Linked DNA regions of Homo sapiens: all the other regions are linked to region 1. Evidence: chromatin loops called from intact Hi-C (ENCODE). Cell type or tissue: dorsolateral prefrontal cortex. All regions are shown on one strand.

Region 1 (4,000 bases):
CCTGCAGCTGCTCAGCCAAGGTCAGTGTGAGGTGCCAGAGAGGCCTGGGGGCTGATGGAGAAGCCCCTCTGAGTGTGGGGTGGGATGACCTCAGGAGGTCGGCTGCAGGCCCCAGTAAGCGCCCTAATGCAGATGATGCCAAAGACCCCACCCCATTCTCACCCTCTTCCATCACACAGCTTCCTTCGGGAAAATGTCCTAGCTGCTGCTGAGGCTTGAACCCAGACCCCAGCACTGTGATGGGAGTCCACGGCTAGGGAGGAGGCCAAGCTGGCCCCGCAGCGCCTCTTGGACCCTGCGGGATGCCGGGGCGGCCAGGCTGGCCCAACGGACAGACAGGACCAGGATCACACCTCCAGGCGCCTCTGGTTGGACATTCCAGGTCGTGCCCTGGGGCTGGGTGGGTAGGGGGCTGCTTGAGTGTGGCCCCACCTCCTGGGACCTGAGCCCAAGCCCTCCCCTGGTGCAGCTGGCAGCATGTGGGGCAGCTGCCTGGAGCCAGAACCGGTTTGGATGTCCCCCCTAGACTCCCAGGGAGTCTGTTTATTTACATTCCCCTCTCCACGTGATGTCGGTCCCCCATCGCCTGCTGAGTCACTTGTCTGTCCACCCACCCAGCCCAGTTCTAGGTCGTTCCCCAGCACCTCCAGGTTGGCCCACACAGGTACCATAAGCTGCCTCGGCTCCCTGTGGCTTGTGCCCATGCACCTGCCAGGGCCCAGCAGGCCAACCCATCATCTAGAGTAGTGGCCATCAGCACCCGCCTAACGGGCACCATGCCAAGCACTTTCATCATTATTTATACATCGTCACCACACCCCCTCTATTCATGAGAAGTAAAGCTGAGAAAGGACCAGATTGACCAAGCGCCAGAGACAAAATGTGGCACAACGAGAACCCCAGCCCTGTCCAGGTGGCTCCGCGCCCAGGGCCCAGGCTTAGCAGTGCTCCCTGCCCTATCTTTGGGAAAATCTTGCTTTTATGGTCTTCCCCCCTCGCCCTCAAGAACAAGGGCCTTGTGCGTGGGCCTTCCCATTGCTGCTTTCCCAAGAAGGCCTGGATTCAGGGGAGAGGCCTTCCCAGGGCCACTCCCCTTACACCCTCCCAGAGGCCTGAGCAACCCCTCTCTGGGTGGTTTGGGGCTGGTGCTGCCTGGCGGAAGGACAGTGAGGGCGGCCCTAGCCGCCTCCACCCTCTTGCGCCTCTGCCCTCTCCCAGTCCCCCTGTGGCTTCTGAAAATCTCAGGGACAGATGAGGCTGAGCCCCTAGTCCCCTCTGTGTGCTTTGAGCCTCCAGACTCGAGGCTGGTCACTGCAGGTCCCAGGTGGAATTTGGACAACTGGCCTGGCCGCTCCCATCCTGTAAGCCCCCACCACGGGGAGACCCTCATCCCTGCCCCTGTGTGGCTGCGCAAGTATTCTGCCCGCCTCCCACCATCAGCCTTCGCCCAAGGGGCCCTTCTGCCTCTGCTTCCCTCCCTTCTCCTCTGTCTTGCCCTGGCCCACGCACGCCTGTCTCGTCTTCCTTGTTTTGCTGCACTCACTTTTTTATACTCTGACAAAAAAAAAAAATCAGAAATAAAGCTGGTTCCCAAGTGCTGGCGGTGCTGGGTCTGCGAGGAGAGGGCGTCTGGGCAGCCGCGGCCACCAGGGGGCAGTGGCGTCACGCCCTGGAGGGGCGTCTGGGCAACCCCGCGCAGAGGCTGGAAACAGGGCTCAAGTCACGCCTGTGGGCGGTCCCCAGTGCTGGACACAACGCCCGACACGCTGGAAGGGACGGCCCAGACAGCGCGTGAGGGTCCCGCGGCTGCCGTGACAGAGGACCACGGAGGGGTGCTGAGAACAGCAGACATTCATTCTCTCTGGAGTTCTGGAGGCCGCAGTCCAAAATCCAGCTCCCTCAGGGCCTCCTGGGGCGACTCCTCACCTCTCCAGCTTCCAGTGGCTGCCGGGGGAACTCGGGCGCATGGGCATTACCCGTCTCCGCCTCTGTAATCAGATCACCTCCTCCTCTTCTGTCTCTCAAATCTCCCTCTGTCTCTCTCTTATAAGGATGCTTGGATTTGGGGCCACCTGGGTAATACAGGATAATCTCCTCATCACAAGATCTTTCATCACATCTGCAAATACCCTTTTCCCAATAAGATCCCATTCACACGTTCAGGGATAAAACACAAACATCTGGCCTGGTACGGTGGCTCACGCCTGCAATCCCAGCACTGTGGGAGACCAAGGCAGGAGTGTCGCTGAAGGCCAGGAGTTCAAGACCAGCCTGTGTGACATAGCAAGACCCCATCTCTACAAAAAACTTTTGAAACTAGCCAGGCATGGTGGCGCATACCCGTAGTCCCAGCTACTTGGGAGGCTGAGGCAGGAAGATTCCTTGAGCCCAGGAGTTCAAGGCACAGTGAGCTCTAACCACACAACTGCACTCCAGCCTGGGCAACAGAGCAAGACCCTGTCTCAAACACAGATCACAGCACACACACACACACACACACACACCACACACACACAGCAATCAGACACATAAGAGCATAAACCACACACAGAGACTCAATGACACTGACACCAGCAAACACCAACACACACAAACACATGCATGTAGTTGGCCAGGCACACAGACACAAAGGTATGTAACAGCATGCCCCCATACAAAGATGTCATTACACAAATACACAAATACTAGCATGCAGACACACAACGACCTCCTAACACATAGAAACACATGGGACACGGCACATCCCCGGTGCACACAAACACACTGTATTCCACGACACCCTGGCATGTAGATGCTCACAGAAAACAGCCGTCCCTCACCAGCACCCTGACACTGAGACATGCCGCAGCCTGGACACATGGATACTGAAATCCAGACACATCGTCCCCAGGTACCCTGAGGTCTAGTCGCCCAGATGCTAAAATACAGACAGGCATTGGTCTCACCTAGCATGGGACACTGTCATATCCTGACACGGCAATGTCCAAACAGGTCGCATGTATGGACACCCAGACTTACACAGGGAGAGCTGACGGCCTTGGCTGCACCTAAGGGGACACACACTGACCCCTCAGGAAATCCTGCTGGTCCCGTCCCCAGGGTGGGAAAGGTCAACAAGGGAAGGACGTGATGACGCTAGCCTCACAGGGAATGCCCTCCCCTTCCTCCTCGGGTCACACAGGCTGGTGTGCACTGGCCTCTCTGACTCAGATTCCCGAAGGAAGGATTGACTGACTGCCTCTTCTATAAGAGCCAACCTCCAATCTCCATGTGAGTGCTCTGCACCAGCCTTGAGTGAAGCAGATCCCAGGCCCCTTTGAGGAAAGGCAAAAATCTTACTGCCCAACCCCCTAGCAGTGCCTCTGAGCTTGCTCCACGGGGTACAGGGAAAGGGGCCGACTGGGCCGGAAGGGCCCCAGCGAAGGAGGCACACCTGGTAGTTCCATTTCCTGACTAGCAACTTCCAGCCCACATCAATTTTAAGGAGTCCAGAATATTTGTAGTATGCAAAAAGGGGCATTACGAAACTTTTAAAAGTCTGTTTTAATTATAAAAGTAATATATGCACATGGTTTTAAAAAAAATGCTGGCTGGGTGCGGTGGCGCATGCCTGTAATTCCAGCACTTTGGGAGGCCGAGGTGGGTGGATCACGAGGTCAGGAGTTCGAGACCAGCCTGGCCAGCTTGGTAAAACCCCGTCTCTACTAAAAATACAAAAAATCAGCTGGGTATGGTGGCACGTGCCTGTAATCCCAGCTACTCAGGGGGCTGAGGCAGAATTGCTTGAACCCAGGAGGCGGAGGTTGCAGTGAGCAGAGATGGCGCCACTGCAGTCCAGCCTGGGCAACAGAGAGAGACTCCATCTCAAAAAAAAAAAAAAAAAAATGCTCTATGGGCACAAGATGAAAACCCAGAGTCTCCTTGACTCTTCCCTCCTGAGGCCTGAGGCCTTCCCTGGGAGATGGGTGCTGTGAACAGGTAAGAATGGCCCTCCTAAGGC
Region 2 (4,000 bases), 200 kb after region 1:
CACCATGTTACACTCTTACCAGCAAGGTTCCAGGGTTCTGATTTCTTCCCATCCTTGCCAATATTATCTGATCTTTTTTGTTGTTGTTTTTGAGATAGGGTCTCACTCTGTCACCCAGACTGGAGTACAGTGGCTCGATCACAGCTCACCACAGCCTCAACCTCTCAGGCTCAAGTGATCCTCCCGCCGCAGCCTCCTGAGTAGCTAGGACCACAGGCACAACCCACCACACTCAGCTAATTTTGTTTTATTTTAACTTTTTGTCCTGCTGTGTTGCCCAGGCTGGTCTTGAACTCCTGTTCTCAATAGATCTTCCGGTCTTAGCCTCCCAAAATGTTGGGACTGGAAGCGTGAGCCACGGTGCCTGGCCTTTTTATATCCAGCCATCCCAGTGGGTGTGTGCTGGAACCGTGGCGTGTGCTGGAACCGTGGCGTGTGGTGGAACCGTGGCGTGTGCTGGAACCGTGGCGTGTGGTGGAACCGTGGCGTGTGCTGGAACCGTGGCGTGTGGTGGAACCGTGGCGTGTGGTGGAACCGTGGCGTGTGCTGGAACCGTATTGTGTGGTGGAATCGTGTTGTGTTTTGCGTTTCCTTAGTGATGGGTGATGCTGAGCATCTCTTCCTGTGCGTCTTGGCCATTTATACATCTTCTTTGGACAAATGTCTAGTAAGATTTTTTGCCCATTTTTATATTGAGTTACAGTATTTGCCTTTTTATTATCAGATATATAGGTTGCAATTTTTTTTTTTTTTTGAGACAGAGCGTTGTTCTGTCGCCCAGGCTAGAGTGCAGTGGTGTGATCTCGGCTCATTGCAACCTCCACCTCCTGGGTTCAAGCGATTCTCCTGCCGCAGCCTACTGAGTAGCTGGGATTACAGGCACGTGCCACCACGCCCGGCTAATTTTTGTATTTTTAGTAGAGATGGGGTTTCACCATGTTGGCCAGGCTGGCCTTGAACTCCTGACCTCAGATGATCCGCCCGCCTCGGCCTCCCAGAGTGCTGGGATCACAGGCTTGAGCCACCGCACCCGGCGTCACTTTCTTGGTAGTATCCTTTGAAGCACAGACATTTAATTTTGATGAGTCCAATTTATTTTGTTGCTTGTGCTTGGTTTTGTATCTAAGAACCTATTGCCAAATCTGAGATCATGCGGATTTTCTTCTAAGAATTTTATAGATTTAGCTCTAACGTCATTGATCCATTTTGAGCCTCTCCTCGTCTTTGCGAGATGGAAATACTGCCGCCCCAGGAGCCTCTGACTCTCAGGCCCTCGGCCCTGGAGCAGAGCAGGTACCAGGTCTGCAGCGCCTCGTCCAGGGAGGGCAACCCCGTTGTTCTGAGTTGAGCCGTCCTCCAAAGCCTTGGCTGAGACTCCACCGCAGCCATGGGACCTGGGTGGGCAGGAAAGGCCGGGCTGGGCCGAGGCTGCTGCATTGCTGGGGCAGGTGCCCGGCTCCCAGGGTGGGCTGGACTTGATGCTGCTCTGTAGCTCAGGCAGAAGCTGGTCGCTGTCCTTCTAAATGTGTCGCCTGTCCCACTTGGAGAGTCTGGGAACGACCCGTGTCTTCTGACGTGTGTCCCTCTGTCCCCAGATGCGGACCTGTCCGTCACCGAAGCCAGCAGCTCCGACAGCCGAGGAGAGAGGGCCGAGCTCTATGCACAGGTGGAGGAGGGTCTCCTGGGAGGAGAAGCCAGCTATCTGGGCCCTCCCCTCACCCCAGAGAAGGACGACGCCCTGCATCAGGCCACCGCGGTGGCCAACCTGCGCGCGGCGCTCATGAGTAAGAACAGCCTGCTGTCGCTGAAGGCCGACGTGCTGGGGGATGACGGCTCCCTGCTGTTCGAGTACCTGCCCAGAGGGGCCCACTCGCTGTCCCGTAAGTGCAGGCCCTGGGGGCCGCTTGGCTTTGGTGTGGTTTTGAAGGCTGAGGGTTGCAGGTCCCGGGCCAAGATGAGATGAGGCTGAGGGTCTGTCCCTGCTGCTCGGCCGCCTGCTGACCTCCCTGTTGCGGGAGGTGAGGATGCGGCGTCACAGCCTGGACTGGCCTCTCAGGTGCACGGGGGGCTGGCTTTAGAGTGAGGAGGGAATGGACGCGGTTGTGAGCGCGGCGGGCAGGGGAGCAGCCGAGTGCTTGCTGGAATGTTTCTCACAGGAGTCGTTGGCTGAATGCGAGCTCGTCCGGGTCGCGCAGGGGCCGGGGGTCTTTGTGCTCCAGAGACGGGCTCGGGCGCCCCCTGCCGGCCCCTCTGTCGCCTTCGTGCTGAGGCTCGTTTCGCGCAAGGGAGATGGGGGCGGCCGCTGCGAGCCGATTGCACTTGGGGGCCTCGCCTTGCGTTGCCTTCGCTGGATGATGCTGGTGGCGTGTGACTTTTAAAGATGCGTCGGAGGTTGTCTTTAAAACGTAAATGTCCCCAGCTGAATCCAAACGACGACGCGCCTGCCGAGATGTGGCCAAAAGTTCAGCCACTGCTGCGTGTCGGGCTCACCCCAGACTGACTGACTTCCTGACAAGACGGGGGCATTCAGCTTTCGGAGTTTAAAAAAACAAAGGGGCCGGGCGCGGTGGCTCACGCCTGCAATCCCAGCACTTTGGGAGGCTGAGGCGGGCAGACCACGAGGTCAGGAGATCGAGACCATCTTGGCCAACACGGTGAAACCCCGTCTCTACTAAAAATACAAAAAATTAGCCGGGCGTGGTGGCGGGCGCCTGTAGTCCCAGCTACTCGGGAGACTGAGGCAGGAGAATGGCGTGAACCCGGCAGGCAGAGCTTGCAGTGAGCCGAGATCGCGCCACTGCACTCCAGCCGGGGCGACAGAGGGAGACTCTGTCTCAAAAAAAAAAACAAAAAAAAAAACAAAAAAAACCCACCGCAGCCAGCCCCCAGCCAGCTGCCTTCTGGTCTCGCGCTCATGTGGGCCCCCGGGCAAGGCCTGGTGCTGGCACCTAGCACATAGCTGGCACTCAGCATGCGGCTGAGAGTGAGTGAGGCGCCTCCCGTTTCTCTCCAGGGGAGGAGGGAGCGAGTCCGGCATGAGATGCCCCCACCTCCGCGGCTGGGGTCCAGGCGTGCTGAGTGGTGTGGACACATTGTTTGCTGAGTATTGAGGGAAGTGAAGGAAGGAAACGTGCCAGCTGTCCTTGATGCTGGGATTTGGGAAGTATATCTGTTTCTCTGTTTCTTTACGCTGCTCTAAAAAACAATATTTTTACAACTTTGTTTTCATAAGCACTAAAATATTCTTTCGAATTTTCGCGTTGGTGTGAGCACTGATGCCAACTGTTTGTGGGTAATAAAGACTACATGTGGAAAGTGGTGTTCACCTTCCCTTTATTCCGTGTACTCAGTGAGGAGCCGTGTCCGTCGAAGGGTCTTGGCCCTGAAAGTGAGGCTCAGGGCTGAGCACTGCACAGACGGGACAAGCTGTGGGTGCTGGGCTGTCACAGACATCCTGAGGCCTCACTTCCCACATCTGAAAAACTGGGGGGGGGGGGGGGGGCGGGGGGTGCCACTTACACAGCTGTTGTGAATTCAAACAAAATAGCGTTTCTAAAATATCAAACACGGTGCAGGCAGAGTGTTTGTGATTTATGCTCCAAGATGTTGGCCCCGTCCCCTCTCAAATGCAAAAGTGTACTTGTCAGCAGAAATGGTTGGATTTGAGCAAACCCCGGGGTACTGGGGCCTTTCCAGGAGGCGGTGGCAGGGCATGTGGGCATCCTGCAGTCGGCCAGCCGGTCAGATGGAGCGCTGGGCACGTTTCGTGGGCGTCAGGAGGGACAGGCTGGGTGCGGCCAGCGGCGCATGCCCGTGGGTGCGGTCGGAGGGGGATCCCGGGCCTCCCTCACTACCCTCCCCTCCGACCGCCTTTTCACATGAGCAGCTTGGGTGCGGCCGGTGGCACATGCCCGTGGGTGCCGTCGGAGGGGGATCCCAGGCCTCCCTCACTACCCTCCCCTCCGAGCGCCTTTTCACATGAGGGGCTTGGGTGCTGTTT
Region 3 (4,000 bases), 190 kb after region 1:
TTCCCCAGGCTGTGGCCCAAGTCAAGGAAGGATATTTGGAGTTGGGTGTGGTGTTGCCTGTGCCTGTACTTCAGCTACTTGGGAGGCTGAGGCGGGAGGATGGCTTGAGCCCAAGATGTCCAGGCTGCAGTGAGCCGTGATTGCACTGCTGCCCTCCAGCCTGGACGACAGAGCCAGACCCTGTCTCTTAATTAAAGGAAAGAAGAAATGGAGGTGTCCTAGCAGGTGCTGCCCGTGGGGAGGTTCCTCCAGGATGAAGCCTGGAAATGAACGTGGGAGGGCGTGAGTGGACAGAGGAGGACGAAAGACAGCAAGCCGCAGGGTGGGAGGCCCTGAAAAATGTCGCAGATGCCGTGTGTGGGTGGCGCAGTGGGAGACGCTGCCTGCCCCCCTGGCTGGAGGGCTTCCTGGGCAGGGCGGGTGTGGCCTCTTCTCCTGACCCTGGTCCCTCCTCTCCGTCGCTGAGAGATCTGCGAGAGCCGGGAGTGAACACAGCTCGATAATACGTTAACTTTTATCATTGTGGTAGAACATACATAATGTAAACCTTACCATTTTAACCATTTTCAAATGTACATTTCACTGGCATTAAAGTCACGCGTTGCTTGATGACAGGGATAGGTTCCAAGAAACGCATCGCTAGGCGATTCTGTTGCTCTGGGAGCGTCATGGAGCGCCCGTCACAAAACTAGAAAGTGCAGCCGGTTATAGGCCCAGCACAAACCTGCCAGTGTTAGTTACGGTGCTGAGCACTGCAGGCAGCTGTGGCACCATGGGAAGTGTTTGTGTGTCTAAACATAGAAAGGGTGCTGTAAAAATAGGGTATACAAGATAACGGCATGCCTGGGTAGGGCCCCTGCCATGCACAGAGCTTGCTGCACTGCAGGTTGCCCTGGGTGAGCGAGTGCTGAGGGAACATGAAGGCTGAGGACAGAACTGTGCACTGCTGCAGACTTTATAAACACTTGGCGTGGCCTACACTAAACTGATTTTTTAAAGTTGTGCTAGGATGTGGCGATGGCTAGGATGGCGATGGCTAGGATGGCGATGGCTATTCCTGTCACGCCACCAGGTGACAGGAATTTCCCGGCTGCGTTCTAATCTACGGGACCACAGTGGTTATCTGTGGTCCATCCCTGACCAAAATGCCCTTCTGTGGCGCATGAAGTTCTGCGATCACAACTTTTCCATCATCCCAAAGGGAAACTGTATCCGTCATACAGTACCTTCCTCTTGCCTCTACCCCACCTGCGGGTAAATGCTGTTCTACTTTGACACAATGTAGATTTTATTCATTCTCATCTGTTGTTGCTGTGCGTCCTGCACTGAGCTACGGCCAGACCCTGGATGTTCAGTAAAAGTTGGTGACCACGTGCAGTCGCTCAGGCCCAAAATCCCTTTTGGAGGCAATTTGGGAGGCCGAGGCATGAGGATCCCTTGAGGCCAGGAGTTTGGGACTATCCTGGGCAAAGTAGTGAAATCCCATTTCTAATACAAAAGTTATCCGAGGCCGGGCGGGGTGGCTCACGCCTGTAATTCCAGCACTTTGGGAGGCCAAGGCGGGCGGATCACAAGGTCAGGAGATCGAGACCATCGTGGCCAACATGGTGAAACCCCGTCTCTACTAAATATACAAAAGTTAGCTGGGCGTGGTGGTGCGCGCCTGTAGTCCCAGCTGCTCAGGAAGCTGAGGCAGGAGAATCTCTTGAACCAGGGAGGCGGAGGTTGCGGTGAGCTGAGATCGCGCCACTGCACTCCAGCCTGGAGACAGGGTTGAGACCCTGTCTCAAAACAAAACAAAACAAATCAAAAAACCTCAAAACAAACAAAAAACAGCAGTTGGTTTAACTCAGCCTCGGGCTGAGTTGTGCTCCATCGTGAGGCTGTCCTGGGTACTGCAGGATGTTAGCAGCAGCCGTGGCCTCCACCCACAGATGCCAGGAGCACCTGCCTTTGGATCCCCCGTTGGTACAACCAAAAATGTCTCCAGACATTAGCAGTTGGGAAAATCGTTTCTCTATGTGCTGCTGTGCGTGTGGAGAGTGTACAGGCAGCAGGTCAGGGCCAGTGGCCTTTCCATCTGCTTGTAACTGTTTATAATCTTCCACTAGCTCCAACTAAAATCTGAGAAGCAGTGGTCCCTGGCAAGAGACACGGCTTTGGGGGGTTTATTCTGATGTTTACAGATGCGCTGCAGGGTCCGTTGTCAGCACAGCGAGGCCCCTCCCAGTGGTCCCAGGCCACCTCCCTGTGCGTGCACGTAACTCGCTGGCAGGTGCCCGTGCTGGAGGCCTTTGTATTATGAGAGTCGATGCAGGCACTGAGAAATAGTGCACTCCTTAAGCCTGTGGGCTGAATGCTTTAAATGCAGTTGTCGAGCAGAAGGTGTTTTTAGAATCCAACAAGTGATTTTGGCTGTGTACTTTTGTTAGAGTCTTAAATCCCTTGGGTTTCCAAGGCAACTGTGAAACTCTTCCATTAGATTATTCCGAGTTGCTAAGATGAGGACACAAGGCTGTGAGCTGTGTGAGGATGGAGGATGGTTCTGCCCACGCTGTGGCGGCCAGTGACTCCCTGAGCTGCGTCCTCCGTCTGAGCCCTCAGGCTGGGATTTGGAAGCTTGGGGTTTGGAAGTAGATCATGATCCCATGGAGGTCAGTTTGTTTCCATTAAAGATTTATTCTATCTTAGAGAAGAGGATTTTTAATTTTCATCCCATTTATAGAAGCAAAGGCCCTTTTTTAAATTTTTTTTATTTTTGAGACAGAGCGTCACTGTCACCCAGGCTGGAGTGCGGTGGTGTGATCTCGACTCACTGCAGCCTCCGCTTCCTGGGTTCAAGTGATTCTCCTGCCTCAGCCTCCGAGTAGCTGGGATTACAGGCTCCCGTGACCACGCCCGGCTAATTTCTGTATTTTTAGTAGAGACGGGGTTTCACCATATTGGCCAGGCTTGTCTCGAACTCCTGACCTCAAGCGGTCCGCCCGCCTCAGCCTCCCAAAGTGCTGGGATTACAGGCGTGAGCCAGTGTGCCGGGCCACAAAGTCCCTTTTCCTTCTTTCTTTTTCTTTTCTTTTCTTTTTTTTTTTTTTTGAGTCTCGCTCTGTTGCCGGGCTGGAGTGCAGTGGTGCAATCTCAGCTCACCGCAACCTCCACCTCCCAGGTTCACATCATTCTCCTGCCTCAGCCTCCCGAGTAGCTGGGACTACAGGTGCCCACCACCACGCCCGGCTAATTTTTGTATTTTTAGTAGAGACGGGGTTTCACCATGTTGGCCAGGACGGTCTCGATCTCTTGACCTCGTGATCCGCCTGCCTCGGCCTCCCAAAGTGCTGGGATGACAGGCGTGAGCCACCACGCCCGGCCACAAAGTCTCTTTTCTAAGGACACATGTCAAGTGGTCACCGTGGATCATTCGACGCCGATGCCCCAACCCCTCTGTGCATCATCCCGGCCCCTGGTGACCCTGAGGCCTGTTTGCTTTTAAGAGTGATTTTCTAGGCAGGGAGGCCAAATTCATTCTAACTGAGCAGCTTCCAAGAAACAGTATCCCTTGAAATTTATTTCTGAGTTACAGCAGTTCACTTCTATGAGAGCTTGTGGGAAATAGCATTAAAATGTTCAGATTCATGTTTGCAGCTATGGGGCAGGCAGGCAGGCCCGTGCCTCCCCAGGCCCTGGCGTCTCCTTCTCATCTGCGGAGGGAGCACAGTAAGGACCTGAGAGGTGACTGGTGAGGCCTTGACAAAGTGGATGTGTAGCTACTGCATGAGAAGATGGTAAAGAAACAGCCCAGGTGCCCCAACTAAATGGCCCCACACATGCCTAAGCGGTGCTGCTACAGGAGGATCTGTGTGTTCTGTGAAGTGTGTACTTGAACCCTGGTGAGGTGGGAGCTTGACATGTTGGGATTTTTAAGCGTACATCAGAACTGCGGGAGCTCCAGATGGGGGACAATGGCCTCTCGGGTGCCTAGCACTGCCTGCAAGCCTCCTGTCTG
Region 4 (4,000 bases), 64 kb after region 1:
AGTTTGATCATTCTGGGCAACATGGTGAAACCCCATCTCTATTAAAAAAAAAAATACAAAAACTCGCCAGGCGTGATGGTGCACACCTGTGGTCCCAGTTACTCAGGTGGTTGGGATGGGAGGATCACTCGAGCCCAGGAGGTCAAGGCTGCAGGGAGCCGAGATCGCGCCACCGCACTCCAGCCTGATTGACAGAGCAAGACCCTGTCTCAAAAAAAAAAAAGAATTCCTAAAGTCCCTGGAAACACAGAAATCCCCAAAAGATTTCAGCTTTCCTCCTTAATTCTAAGAATAAAAAGCAACAGTGATGCTGAGCTTAACGCAACACGAGAACAGCAAGAGAAAATAAAACTGCTTCCACGACCATCACCAAGCATCCAAGTACGAGAGGAAGTGAATCTGAGCTGGAGCCATGGCAGCGCCCGGCCGAGCCAGGGAGGAGCAGACAGGCAGGGCAGCTGGCCCTTTTCACACAGTAACAAGCCCCATGCTCGCTCACACACAGAGTGCCACAGAAAACGAACGCCTGCCCTCGTGAGTCACAAAGTTAATGTCAAGAAGCAACAAGACCAGCGGCCACACCTGAGGAAGGATCAACTGCCTCAACCCATAGCTGCCACCCTGCCCAGAACCACGGTTTCCTGAAACTATAAAACCATTCCAAAGGTATGATTAGCTACAGAGAAACAAAACCAAACCCCACATGCTGAAGCCCTTTTAATTCACAGACTCATCTACTGCCCCAGGTCCTAATAGAGCATTCAGTGAATGTTTGCTGCATTAATTTTATTGGTATTGACTTGGGTCTGGAAACCTAATAAAGATTTTTTTTCTTGTAAACTGATGCTTAGAATACAGTAATTCAAAAAGAAAAGCAGATCAGAAGTTGAACAAAATAACTCCAGATATACATTTGAATACAAAGAATTGAACAGGCCGGGCATGGTGGCTCAGGCCTATAATCCCAGTACTTTGGGAGGCCAAGGCAGGCGGATCATGAGGTCAGGAGATAGACCAGCCTGGCCAACATGGTGAACCCCCGTCTCTACTAAAAATACAAAAATTAGCCGGGTGTGGTGGCGGGCACCTGTAGTCCCAGCTACTTGGGAGGCTGAGGCAGGAGAATCGCTTGAACCTGGGAGGCAGAGGTTGCACTGAGCCGAGATCATACCATGGCACTCCAGCCTGGGCGACAGAGTCAGACTCTGTCTCAATTAAAAAAAAAAAAAAACATTCTCAAAACCCTATTACTTGGAGAGCAGGTTATCCAACACGACACTCATGCCCTCCTGGGCATCGGGCACCCAGGTACCTCGGGCCTCGCCCTCCCAGTCCCAAGCGCACATCACTTTTTTTTTTCGAGAGGGAGTCTCGCTCTGTTGCCCAGGCTGGAGTGCAGTGGCGCGATCTCCACTCACTGCAAGCTCTGCCTCCCAGGTTCACGCCATTCTCCTGCCTCAGCCTCCCGAGTAGCTGGGACTACAGGCACTCGCAACCATGCCCAGCTAATTTTTGTATTTTTAGTAGAGATGGGGTTTCACCGTGTTAGCCAGGATGGTCTCCATCTCCTGACCTTGTGATCTGCCCACCCCCGCCTCCCAAAGTGCTGGGACCACAGGCGTGAGCCACCGCGCCCGGCCAGCGCACATCACTTTCGATGGTGCAAACAGCAGACAAAAAGTCCAGGTGACACCAATGAGGCCACAGGTTATGACACCTGGGTAGCGACTATTCAATCAAGGTTTGAACCTCTCCATACAAAGGGGGCCTAGAACAAGCAAGCACCCCCAGGAACAGAACGAGTCTGAAGACACGAGTGGTCTTCCGTTACCGCAGCACTGCTGGTCAAATCACTCAGGTCTGTGCAACACTAGAGAAGAAAGCTCCTAAAGCAGAATCGTTACTACAACCAAAAATATTCCAGAAAACCTTAACACAGTCCCAAATATGAAAGACAAGTGTTCTTCATAAGATCAGTAACCACGAGGTCATGCTGCTTGCTGGTCTTCTACCCTCACAATACTAAATCCGCAGGATTCTGGTCTGGTGCACGCCCTGGCCCAGGCGGGCCTCTGCTGCCCCCCGCAGGCTCTCCTGAGGATCCCCAGCCAGATGAGTCTGGACATACTTCCTATCACGGAAGAAAAGGCATAAAACCAGCAATCGATTCAGTAGAAATCTACTCTCACGGGGAAGACTTTTTTCTTTCTTTTTCTTTCTTTGAGACGGAGTCTTGCTCTGTCGCCCAGGCTGGAGTGCAGTGGCACAATCTCGGCTCACTGCAGCCTCTGCCTCCCAGGCTCAAGTGATTCTCCTGCCTCAGCCTCCAGAGTAGCTGGGACTACGGCACGCATCACTGCTCCCGGCTAATTTTTTGTTGTTGTTCTTGTTGTTGTTTTTGAGACGGAATCTCGCTCTGTCGCCCAGGCTGCAGTGCAGTGGCGCCATCTCGGCTCACTGCAAGCTCCGCCTCCCTGGTTCACGCCATTCTCCTGCCTCAGCCTCCCGAGTAGCTGGGACTACAGGCGCCCGCCACCACGCCCGGCTAATTTTTTTTTTTTTATTTTTAGTAGAGACGGGGTTTCACTGTGTTAGCCAGGATGTATCGATCTCCTGACCTTGGGATCCGCCCGCCTCGGCCTCCCAATTTTCACCATGTTGGCCAGGCTGGTCTCAAACTCCTGACCTCAGGTGATCCACCCACCTCGGCTTCCCAAAGTGCTGGGATGACAGGCGTGAGCCACCACGCCCGACTGATTTTTGTATTTTTATTTTTTTGGGCGGGGGGGACAGTGTGAACACAGTCCCTCCACTACCACAAATTACGCAGTCAAGTTTCCCACATTTGGGGAAAACGCAGGGCTCAGCACATCCGGAGTGCAATGGCTAAGCCTTGCCCTGGGAAAACCACCTTCGCGATCATGGTATCTCCCCTGCCGGGTAAGTATGATTTTTGTATTTTTAATAGAGATGGGGGGGTTTCACCATGTTGGCCAGGCTGGTCTCGAACTCCAGACTTCAAGTGATCCGCCTGCCTCAGCCTCCCAAAGTGCTTGAATTACAGGCCTGAGCCACTGCGCCTAGCCTCTTTTCTTTTCTTTTTGAGATGGGGTCTCACTCTGTCACCCAGGCTGGGGTGCAATGGTGGGACCACAGCTCCCTATAGCCTGGAAATCCTGAGCTGAAGCTCTCCTCCCACTTCAAGCAGCTGGGACCACAGGCACGTGCCTGCACTGTGCCAGGCTAGAACTTTATCTGGATATAATAATCACAACATTCAAATCCTCAACTTCACATAACACAAATTCATAAAAATACCTATGACCACAATCCTACTTGCAGTATCATATCTACTTAGTGACCTTTGCCCTGTTCATTCCGTGACCAATCAAACGGCACACCCACCCTGGCTGCGGCTCCACCCCACTGTACAGTGGACTGACAGGATGCTTCCACTGAGCAGACCACAGAGCAGAAGCTCAAGACACAGAGAGTGGATCCGCCACAGTTCATAAAATGCTACAGATGGCATCTGGGTATTTCCAGCACTTCCAGCGGGAACCCGCTCTGAAACGTTAACTGATGGAAACGGCCCTGACTTTCCCACACTCACCCCCTGGCCTAGGACTGCTCTTAGAGAAATTCACCCTGGGGTGATGGCTGGCCACCACCTCCCATGCGTGGGGCTGTCCCTGGTGAAGCACATACATAGGGTTTCAGAGTGCCTCTGCAACTATGACGAAAGTCAAATCATTCCAGTGAGTCTAGTATGCAACCAAGTATAAGGTGCACCAATTTAACCCTAACAAGCCAACCGTAAAACATGCGAAATTTCAGGGCCAGGCGCAGTGGCTCACGCCTGTAATCCCAGCACTTCGGGAGGCCAAGGTGGGGGGATCACGAGCTCAGGAGTTCGAGACTAGCCTCGCCAACCTGGTGAAACCCCGACTCTACTAAAAATACAAAAATTAGCCAGGCGTGATGGTGCACATGCCCGTAG

What was found. A loop is a pair of places that touch in the nucleus more often than their neighbours do. Peaks named below come from ENCODE experiments on the same cell type or tissue, not always from the same donor. Only the 100,000 strongest peaks of a DNase experiment are listed, where the experiment ranks them.
Region 2: a loop joins it to region 1, with 2.0 times the contacts of the local background. A loop is called at or near these places in 57 of 110 quality-filtered maps.
Region 3: it touches region 1 in a loop (4-fold over the local background); 58 of 110 quality-filtered maps call a loop at or near these places.
Region 4: it touches region 1 in a loop (5-fold over the local background); 55 of 110 quality-filtered maps call a loop at or near these places.

What each region holds. Positions count from the first base shown.
Region 1 is chr20:63,971,712-63,975,711 of GRCh38, reverse strand. It overlaps SAMD10 (sterile alpha motif domain containing 10), which reads left to right. Exons shown (of 5, transcript NM_080621.5): 4 at 1-20; 5 at 180-1,596. The coding sequence ends at 202. Among named protein-coding and RNA genes, the nearest start is that of ZNF512B, 3.8 kb to the right of the region's middle. In dorsolateral prefrontal cortex, CTCF peaks have their summits at 1,442 and 1,648 (motif pointing right); a DNase peak (open chromatin) is centred at 1,691; H3K4me3 peaks cover 758 bases; H3K27ac peaks cover 2,027 bases.
Region 2 is chr20:63,773,558-63,777,557 of GRCh38, reverse strand. ZBTB46 (zinc finger and BTB domain containing 46) reads left to right here. Exons shown (of 5, transcript NM_001369741.1): 3 at 1,596-1,880. Among named protein-coding and RNA genes, the nearest start is that of ZBTB46-AS2, 32 kb to the right of the region's middle. In dorsolateral prefrontal cortex, CTCF peaks have their summits at 2,046 and 2,246 (motif pointing left); a DNase peak (open chromatin) is centred at 2,257; H3K4me3 peaks cover 1,468 bases; H3K27ac peaks cover 669 bases.
Region 3 is chr20:63,784,318-63,788,317 of GRCh38, reverse strand. The region is part of intron 2 of ZBTB46 (zinc finger and BTB domain containing 46); the gene reads left to right. Among named protein-coding and RNA genes, the nearest start is that of ZBTB46-AS1, 22 kb to the left of the region's middle. In dorsolateral prefrontal cortex, CTCF peaks have their summits at 1,691 and 1,891; DNase peaks (open chromatin) are centred at 1,887 and 2,552; H3K27ac peaks cover 4,000 bases.
Region 4 is chr20:63,907,903-63,911,902 of GRCh38, reverse strand. The region is part of intron 1 of DNAJC5 (DnaJ heat shock protein family (Hsp40) member C5); the gene reads right to left. It also overlaps the pseudogene RNU1-134P. Among named protein-coding and RNA genes, the nearest start is that of MIR941-1, 9.5 kb to the left of the region's middle. RefSeq lists an enhancer at 1,048-1,547. In dorsolateral prefrontal cortex, a CTCF peak has its summit at 2,086 (motif pointing left); DNase peaks (open chromatin) are centred at 462 and 2,062; H3K27ac peaks cover 1,443 bases.